Linked DNA regions of Homo sapiens: region 1 is linked to region 2. Evidence: chromatin contacts called from ENCODE Hi-C data. All regions are on one chromosome and are shown on one strand. The core of a region is the stretch at or near the end of the contact, and the rest is flanking DNA. Distances in the headings are between cores, read along the strand shown.

What was found. A loop is a pair of places that touch in the nucleus more often than their neighbours do. Pooled maps may share reads with other maps.
Region 1: a pooled map shows a loop between it and region 2 (13-fold over the local background). The contact joins the promoter of VPS37D here to the promoter of HIP1 in region 2. A Hi-C loop is called at or near these places in 5 of 50 pooled maps.

The regions. Positions count from the first base shown.
Region 1 is chr7:73,665,455-73,670,143 of GRCh38, reverse strand. It overlaps VPS37D (VPS37D subunit of ESCRT-I), which reads right to left and starts at 2,313. Exons shown (of 4, transcript NM_001077621.2): 1 at 2,048-2,313; 2 at 554-725; 3 at 42-124. The coding sequence starts at 2,185. RefSeq lists an enhancer at 1,156-2,151 and silencers at 2,133-2,432, 2,543-2,642, 2,653-2,702.
Region 2 is chr7:75,735,660-75,740,592 of GRCh38, reverse strand. HIP1 (huntingtin interacting protein 1) reads left to right here and starts at 1,652. Exons shown (of 31, transcript NM_005338.7): 1 at 1,652-1,792. The coding sequence starts at 1,673. RefSeq lists a silencer at 875-1,864.

The sequences.
Region 1 (4,689 bases), core at 1,064-3,563, 2.1 Mb after region 2:
TCTCCCTCCTGGCCCCCAGCCCCAGCCACCCCTCCCCTCACCTCTGCCTCCTGCTCCGCCTCTTCTAGCTCAGCCTGCAGCCAGCCCAGCGCGCAGTGGGGACTCCAGCGATGCATGCTTTCCTCTGAGGGCCACAGAGGGACAGAGTGACAGACAGGCCAGGGCCCCGGGCTTGCACTCTCCCGCTGACCCCATGTGATTCTATATTTCCCTTTCCCCTGGTCTAGAGCCTCAGTTTCCTCATCTGTACCGTGCCCATGTGACCGCTTTGTGGATCCGGCCCCTACCAAGTTTCTGCTCCTCGTCCTAGTACAAAAGAGACAGGGGAGGCTTTGTCCCCCTCAGCATCTCAGGGGGACCCTGCGTATTGGGTCCCCTTTCTCCCACCCAACCCTCCCCACTTCCTCTCACTTCCTCAACTCTACTGCCCAGCAAGCCAGGAGCAGGTCCGCCCAACTCCCATCCATCAGAGCCTGGCACTTCCCAAGGCCAACCCACCGGATGGCCAACTGCCCCCACCAGCCCCAGGGGGTTCTCCCAGACGTGCCCTCACCCAGTCGCTGCAGCTTGTCCGCGCAGTTCTCGGCCACCTCACGAAGCTCCTGGTATTTGATGGCCAGGGCAGCCCGGCCCATCTCCAGGCGGGGCCGCAGGGCCAGGTTCTCCTTGGCCAGCGCGTAGTTGGAGGCCAGGCAGGCCTCACGCTCCAGCTGCAGGCCCTGGAACTGCGGGCAGAGAGGAGCTAAGAGGCCCGCTCAGGGGATCTGCCCTGTCCACCCTACTGCCCCGTCCACCCTACTGGGCGACCGTGCCTGAGGGCCAGGCCAAAGGCACCTGTCAGGCACCCCTTCAGGGTGGTGAACCCAACAGGTGAAGGGACGATGACAGGCCGGGACCAGAACTGGCTCTGCCCTGAGCTCCCTCTCTGGCCTCAGTTTCCTCTTTTACAAATCGAGTTAAAAAACATCCACCTTATGGGGTTGTTGAGAGACTTAAGTGAGGAAAACTATAAAGGCCTCTACAAATGTTAGTTAATTTTTAATTTTTCAATTAATATGTCTGCTCAGGTCCCGGAGGAGTGCCCCTCCCTCCTCTGCCCCATTTTCCATGCATGGACAGCTTCCCTCTCACTCCAGGCCTTTGTCTGTTTCCTCCTCAGGTGTTTGCACCGAAAACACTCCCACCCCCTGCTCATCCTCTCCAGAGGGGTGTCTGCACCCCGTCCCCTCACAGCACCCCCTCGGGTCACCCTCTCTTCCCTTCCCACCCCTTCCTCTGCCTCCAGTGGAATCCTCACACCCCAAGGAATACACACCCCCTTTTCCTCCCTGCTCCGGGCTTACAGCAGCCCCGGCCCTGGAGAAGGCTTTTTCCTTGTCTCTAGCAGGGCCCAACCTCCCCTCCCTGCCCCTGGAGAACGCACTCCCCTCCATCTGTCCCTTGTGGGATGCACAAGCCCCTCCTCGCCTGCCTGCTTTCAACACACACTTGCCCTTTCTGCCCCCCACAGACAACCAGCCCGGGCCTATCTCCCGTGAAATATACAACTTTCTCTTACGGTGGCCTATGCAATACACACGGCAGCTTCCAGCACCCCTCCCCAACGCCAGGCACAAAGCCCCCTCTTGCGCCCCCAGAATGCGTGAACCCCCAACGGCCCCTCCAGGTGTCAGACAGGCCCCTAGTTCTCCCAGTGGAAGGCGCCTCCTCTTTCTGGCCCTTACAGAACGTGGGTGTGCGAGCCAGGGCCCCCCACAACACAGCCCCCCGGAACACACCTCCCCGGAGCATCCGCTGTAGGACACGCCTCGCGGCCATCCTGGGGGTGCACAGGCGCCCCCCTCGGGTCCCCGGCGCCCCACCCGCCCCAGGCCAGCTCCAAGCGCCCCCTCCCCCGGGGGTGGCTCCGCGGGGCCCACTCGTACGTGCCAGGCTCCGCGCCCACGGGCGGCCCCGCGGCCCGGCCCGCGCGGCCCTTCCCTCGAGCGGCAGGTCCCGCAGGCCGCTGCCCGTCCCCCGCGCCCCCCGCTCGAGCCCCCCGCGCTACCTTCCTGCTGAGCCGCACGATCCGGTCCAGCTTGGGCTCATCCTGAAGCAGGTCCCGGAGCTGCCCGGTGCTGAGGATCCCAAAGCGCCCCGGGCTGCCGGGCTCCGGCCCCGCCCGCGCCGCCCGGGCCCGGTACATGCCGCCCGCCCGCGCCCCCAGCTCGGCTGCTGGCTCGGCCCGCTCGGCCCGCTCCGCCCCGGCTCCGCTCCGCTCCGCTCCGCTCCGGCTCCAGGATCCGCTCCGGCTCCGGCCGCACGCACCGCTCCGCCGCCAGGGGGCGCCCCTCCCGCTCTTAAAGGAGCCGCGGCGCCGGGGCTGGGGGTGGGGCAGGGAGGAGGCGGGCCGCACCCCTCCCCGCCCCGGCCGCGCCGCGCCGCCTCCAGCACCCCAGGATCGCCCAGCAACCCGATCTCCCCGCCCCTCCCGGAATCTGAGCCGCCCTGCTCTGCGCCCCAGCACCGGCCCTGGCTCACCACGCCCCCAGGCACGGACTCTCCCACCCCGGGCGGTTACAATTTGCAGAGCCCGTGCACGTTTTCCCCTCGGATGGCAACAACAAATTTCTGACTTTGGCCGGGCGCCGAGGGCTCCTGCCTTGCAGCCCTCCCCAAGCCTCAGTTTTCTCTTCTGTAAAATGGGGTTGGAGATGGTGAGCGCTGACTTGCTGGCCGGGCGCGGTGGCTCTCTCCTGTAATTCCAGCGATTTGGGAGACCGAGAAGGGAGGATCGCTTGAGGCCAGGAGTTTGAGACCAGCCTGGGCAACATAACAAGACCCCCGTCTCTATTTAAAAAAATTTAAAAATTGTCAAAAGGGTGAAAAGAGGCCGGGCGCGGTGGCTCACGCCTGTAATCCCAGCACTTTGGGAGGCCGAGGCGGGCGGATCACGAGGTCAGGAGATCGAGACCATCCTGGCTAACATGGTGAAACCCCGTCTCTACTAAAAATACAAAAAAAATTAGCCGGGCGTGGTGGCGGGCGCCTGTAGTCCCAGCTACTCGCGAGGCTGAGGCAGGAGAATGGCGTGAACCCGGGAGGCGGAGCTTGCAGTGAGCGGAGATCGCGCCACTGCACTCCAGGCTGGGTGACAGAGCGAGACTCCGTCTCAAAAAAAAAAAAAAAAAGAGTGAAAAGAACAATTTTTAAAAGTATTTAAATGCTTTTAAAAAGTATCCGGACATGGTGGCATGCGTCTGTAGTCCTAGCTACTCAGGAGGCAGAGGTGGGAGATTGCTTGAGCTCAGTTTTGAGACCAGCCTGGGCAACACAGCAAGACCCCATCTCTATAAAAGTAAAATTAAAATGCTGAGGGATAGTGATATGGCTAGCAATGTTATAATGAATACACATAGTAGGTCAATACCCACTTGTTATTTTAGACATGCAGAAGCATCACAGAGGCCGGGCACGGTAGCCCATGCCTGTAATCCCAGCACTTTGGGAGTCCAAGGTGGGTGAATCATTTGAGGTCAGAAGTTTGAGACCAACCTGACCAACAAAAATTAGCCGGGCGTGGTGGTGGGCGCCTGTAATTCCAGCTACTCAGGTGGCTGAGGCAGGAGAATCGCTTGAACCTGGGAGGCGGAGGTTGTAGTGAGCCGAGATAGCACCACTCCACTCCAGCCTGGGCGACAGAGACTCCGTGCTCCGTCTCAAACAAAGAAAAAAAAGAAAAAAAAGAGATGATGTCGCCTCCCCAAAGTCACATTACAGGTAAATGATACAGTCCCGTTTCTTCTCATTTGTACAGTGTCCACAGAGCATACGATGCCGCTCTGCGCTGAACACTGGGTTAGGCCCTGTGGGGACACTGTCCCTGCCCTCAGGGAGTTCATGGATTAAGGCAGAGTCCCATTCCCACTCAACTAATTCTAGTATAAGACAAATGGCAGGTGTCACCTCATGATGGCTTTGTGATTCCCATGTGATCCCCGATATGTCCTGTACCTTGTCTTTACAAATAGGTTAAGCCATTGTCCCCATCTCAGGAAATAGACACTCAGAAATTAAGTCAGACAATGAGTGACCCAGCCTGGGCAACACAATGAGACCCCCATCTCTGCCAAACATAAAAAATAAAGTAGCCGGCCGTGGTGGTTCGTGCCTGTAGCCCCAGCTGCTCAGGAGGCTGAGGTGGGAGGATCACTTGAGCCCAGGAGGTTGAGGCTGCAGTGACCTATGATTTTGCCACTGTACTCCAGCCTGGGAAATGGAGCAAGACCCCGTCTCAAAAAACAACAACGACAACTGAGCTTGTTCCACCTTAATACACTGCTACAAAAGTACAAAGAGCAATTAGGAAGGCTTACCAGAGGAGGTGGCATTTGAGCTGGGTTTCAGAGGTTGAATAGGAGTTCTCAAGTTGAAGGAGAAAATGATGAAAGCAAACAGAAATCCATAAGCCAAGGCATAGGGGCGGGAAGAGCTGAGCAAGGACTCTCCCTATCCAGCCATAGCATGGTGGGCAGGCATGGTGCCAATGTCTGGGAGAAGCGGCAGGACAGCCTTGTTGACAGACCATAAAAGTAACACTTCTACTTTTTTTTAAAAACAGTTCTACATTTTTACAACAACTAAAATTGGCTTTCCCCTTCAAGACTCATCTGGAATATCACCACCTCCAGGAAGCCCTCTCCACCTTCC
Region 2 (4,933 bases), core at 403-2,902:
TCCTCCCGCCTTGTGAGTAGCTGGGACTACAGGCTTGCACCACCACGCCCAGCTAATTTTAAAATTTTTTGTACAGATGGAGTCTTGCTATGTTGCCCAGGCTGGTTTCAAAGTTCAGAGCTCAAACGATCCGCCTGCCTCAGCCTCCCAAAGCGCTGAGATTACAGGTGTAAGCCACCGCACCTGGCCAAATTTACAACACACACACACACACACACACACACACGAATCACCAAATTGTTAGGCCTAAAGGTGCCATTCATTACTCCGAGTTTCAAATAACTTTTAAAAAATACATCTATGCCGGGTGCTGTAGCTCATGTCTGTAATCACAGTACTTTGGGAGGCCAAGGTGGGAGGCTTGCTTGAGGCCACGAGTTCGAGACCAGTCTGGGCAACATAGAAAGACTCCATCTCTGCAAAAAAGATAGCCAGGCTTGGTGGCGTGCATCTGTAGTCCCAGCTACTCGAGAGGCCGAGGCAGGAAAATCGCTAGGACCCAGGAGCTCAAGGTCCCAGTGTGTTACGATCTGCACTCCAGCCTGGGCGACAGAGGGAGACTGACTCCAAATGAAACCAAAAAAAAAAAAAAAAACAAACAAAAACAAAAACAAAAACACACCTAAATTGGAGTTTAACGGAAAACTTTTAACTTTCTCCAGCACTCCTGCTAAGCATCACACTTCTCTCTGCTTGCTGGTACCCTGGCTGACGTCTGAGCAGGATGGGACGCGCGGCTCAGAGCCTAAGATAAACCGAAAGTGTCTACAGGGCTTTCTACCAACAAATAAGCTCTGACGGGTTCCTTTGATGAGGTTTGGGAGGCAGGTCCCGGGAGGTGCCCGCGGACTCAGCCCCGAACTCCGGGACCTGGGCTCTGCGATCCTTGCAGAGGGCATGGGCAGGGGCAGAATGGAGAAGTGCAGGACGGGGAAGCCTGGGAGCTGGGTGGGGGCGGCCACCCATTGAGCCGGATCCGGCCAGGCGCCCACGCTGCGCCCCGCCCGCGGGGCTGCGCTTTCCCGGGCTGCGGCCGCAGGGCTGGTCAGTCCGGCGCTCCCGGGTCCCAGGCCCGGAAGGAGCTAACGGGCTATTCGCAGGCGGGCTGGGATTCCCCCGGGGGAGGCCCCACTGCCCGGCCCGCGTCATCCCCGCCCATCTCCACGGGCCGTCGCGGGATAGCCCCCTGCAGGAGCGGGCAGGGTAGTGGGCGGCGCTTGGCGGAGGGCAGCACGCTCGGGGCGCGCGGGGACTGCGGCCGAGGGGAGGAGAGGGCGGTGCGCGGGCGGGGGCGGGGCGAGCGAGGGCATATCAGGGCAGCCCGCCCAGGCCACGCCCCATCCAGGCCTCGCCCCGTCCGCACCCCGCCCCGGCCCTGCCTAGAACGGCGGGACCACGGTGACTGACAGGACTCCAGACCAGTCACCACGCGCCTCGAGGCCCCGAGAGGCTAGTCGGGGCCGAGCCAGCGGAGGGGCTCCTGAAGGGGCGGGGGCGGGCGGGGAAGCCGTTCGGCGAGGGGCGGGGTCTCTGGAAGACTGGCAGAACTCACAGCCAATGGCAGGCGGGAGCCGTCCCGTTAGCGCCGGATCCCCGCGGGTAGGGCGGGGCGGGCGGCGCCGTGGGGATCCCGGGGCAGCCGAGGGCCCCTGACTCGGCTCCTCGCGGCGACATGGATCGGATGGCCAGCTCCATGAAGCAGGTGCCCAACCCACTGCCCAAGGTGCTGAGCCGGCGCGGGGTCGGCGCTGGGCTGGAGGCGGCGGAGCGCGAGAGCTTCGAGCGGACTCAGGTGAGGACGGGGGACCCCGGGGCATCCCTGGGGCACCCTGAGGGACGCGGTGTCCGGGAGGGGCTTTGAAGGGAGTAGGAGTCTTGCAGGCCCCAGTTGAAGACGGGGCGAGGGTGTAGTGAGCGGGGGCATTGACGTGCAGATCTGGGCGATCCCAGGAAGGTCGGGGACCCCAGGGTACCCCAGCTGGCCTGGGGAGAAGGGCAGAGGCGGGCTCGGAGGAGATGGCAGGATGCGTGGCCAAGAGGAGCCTGATCGGCTGGGTACCGGGCAGGAGTCCCAAGATGAGGTGAGAGGGGAAGGAACTGAAAAGGGGCGGAATGGAAGGGTTGCCCCTAAACAAGGGAAGCGCACGGGAGCCACTTGGAGGCTCAAGTGTGGGGGCGGAGAGTGGGGGCGCCGGGCTGGGAATGTGAAGGGTGAGGGGACCTCTCTTCCCCTCCGATCACTTCTTGGTTGCATTGACATCCCTTCCCACCCCCCACCCCTTAGCATCCCCCTTTCTCGATGCCTCTTGCTTGGCTCTGGCCAGCCCCAGCTGTCAGCTCTGAGGCCGGGCGGAAGGGGTCGGAGCAGGGAAAAGGAATGTAGGAAATGCAAAGTGTGGCCACTTTGTGGGAAAATTACTTTGGGGGCTAAAGTGGAGACCATGGTGCCCCTGAGCCCTGACTTGGGGTCTTGGTTTTATCCCCCAAGATGTGCCTGACAGCTAATAGGCAGACTGCCCTATTTGTCCTGCCTGGCCAGGGCTTGGGGCCAAAATTCCTCAGTGTCATCAACAAAAAGCCACAATCCATTTTTTTCTCCGAGTTTTTAATGCCTGGTGTATTGATTGGGCTGAATTAAGCTGACATGTTGATGGTGTTCATCAATTCATTTGTATGTAAAATCCATTTCAAAGAGTACAACGCTTCTTTTAATCCCAGTGCCAATGCTGGAGGGGCAGATTTCTTCTACACTCTTGTGCTCAGAGTGGAACCTTTGAAGATCCATTTGGGTCCCCCTCTCCAGAGGCTGGTCCCCTGATGTGTTATGCGAGGAATACTTCCCCCAAACACAGTTGGAGGGAAAGGGCTTTGGGATTTTAGTTAGAAAAGACAGTGAGAATCTGACTGAAGGTTCTGTATATGGAATCTTTCAAAGAATAGAGCTTTTGGCCGGGCGCGGTACCTCACACCTGTAATCCCAGCACTTTGGGAGGCCGAGGCGGGTGGATCACCTGACGTCAGGAGTTTGAGACCAGCCTGGCCAACATGGTGAAACCCTGTCTCTACTAAAAATACAAAAAATTAGCTGGGCGTGGTTGCAGACGCTTGTAATCCCAGCTACTTGGGAGGCTGAGGCCAGCAGAATTGCTTGAATCTGGGAGGTGAAGGTTGCAGTGAGCCGAGATGGCGCCACTGCACTCCAGCCTGGGCAACAAGAGCGAAACTCCGTCTCAAAATAATAATAATAAAAAAGAATAAAGCTTTTCACCCCCAGAGGACTTCATCCCCTCTTCTTATTCTGAAAACCTTTGGCCCCCCACCTGGGCAACATAGTGCGACCCTGTCTCTACAAAAAATAAAAAAATTAGGCTGGGTGCATTAGCTCACACCTGTAATCCCCGTACTTTGGGAGGCCAAGGTGGGAGGATCACTTGATCCCAGGAGTTCGATACCTGCCTAGACAACACACTGAGATCCCGCCTCTATTTTGAAAAAATTTTAAAATTATCCTCGTGTGGTGGCATACACCTATAGTCCCAGCTGTTTGAGAGGCTGAGGCATGAGGGTCACTTGAGCCAGGAGGCTGAGGCTGCAGTGGGCTATGATCGTGCCACTGCACTCCAGCCTGGGTGACAGAGTGAGACTCTATCTCTACAAAAAAGTGAAAAAAAGAAAGAAAACCGCGCGCAGGTGTGTCTGGATAGTGTGAAGCAGTGGGACCCTGTCTCTACAAAAAAAAAAAAGAAAAAGAAAAAAAGAAAGTGCCTCCATGCAGGTGTGTCTGGATGGTGTGAAGCAGGGAGTCTTCTCTACCTGGTTATCCTACCCCAGGAGGGAAGTGGGAAATGGTCATTTCACTTCTGCCTCCCAGGATCCAGCTAGGTTTGAGGCTTGTTCTCTGGTTTCATGGACCCGACCCCTGAAAAGAAGGAAGTTTTCCATTGGTCTTGGATGTTAGTGCCTCTGCTAGCTGCCTAGTTACATGAGGCTTCTTGCTCCATGAAACAGTGTGTATATTCCTTTTATTTTTATATTTTCATAGAGATGGGGGTCTCACTGTGTTGCCCGGACTGGTCTCAAACTCCTGGCGTCAAGTGATTCTTCTGCTTCTGCCTCCCAAAGTGCTGGGACTACAGGCATGAGCCATGGCACCCAGCCCTATTTTTTTTTTTAATAAATGAAATAAGAAAATAAATAGATATTATTTTTTAACAACCCGTTCCTTCTAGAGTCTCAAATAAGTAAAAACTAGAGCAATAGAGAAATATGCGTAAGACTTTGACCCATAATAGTGATAGAAATTAGGTTTGTGAAAGTTTCCACCCGTGAGTGGTATGTTTCCCTGCTATCCAGGGACGGCCCAACAGGAGAGTCTAGGTCAGTGTTTTCTGGTGTTTTACATTCTGTGGGACATTTGTGATTGGCCAGATTTGACCTGGGTGGGGTGGGTGGGGGTGAAGTAGAGTGGAGCAGAAAAAGAGAATTTTTCTGATGTTGAAACTCTTATTTTTAACTTTTTTTTTTTTTAAGACGGAGGTCTCACTGTGTTTTCCCAGGCTGGTCTTGAACTAGCCTCAAGCGATCTTCCCACCTCAGCCTCCCAAAGTGCTGGGATTTCAGGTGTGAGCCACTGCACCCAGCCTCTGGTGTTGAAACTCTTTAGGGGTGTAGGAGAGTAAAGAAAAAGAACCAGCCTGGACAACATAGTAAGACCCCATCTCTACAAAAAATAAAATTAGCTGGTTGTGGTATCACGTGCCTGTTGTCCCAGTAACTTTGGAGGTTGAGGTGGGAGGATTGCTTGAGCCCGGGAGGCAGAGGTTGCAGTGAGCAAAGATTGTGCCACTGCATTCCGGCCTGGGCAACAGAGTGAGACCCCATCTCAAATAAAAAAAAAAGAAAAAGAAAAAGAAAAGAAAAGAAAAGAGAACAG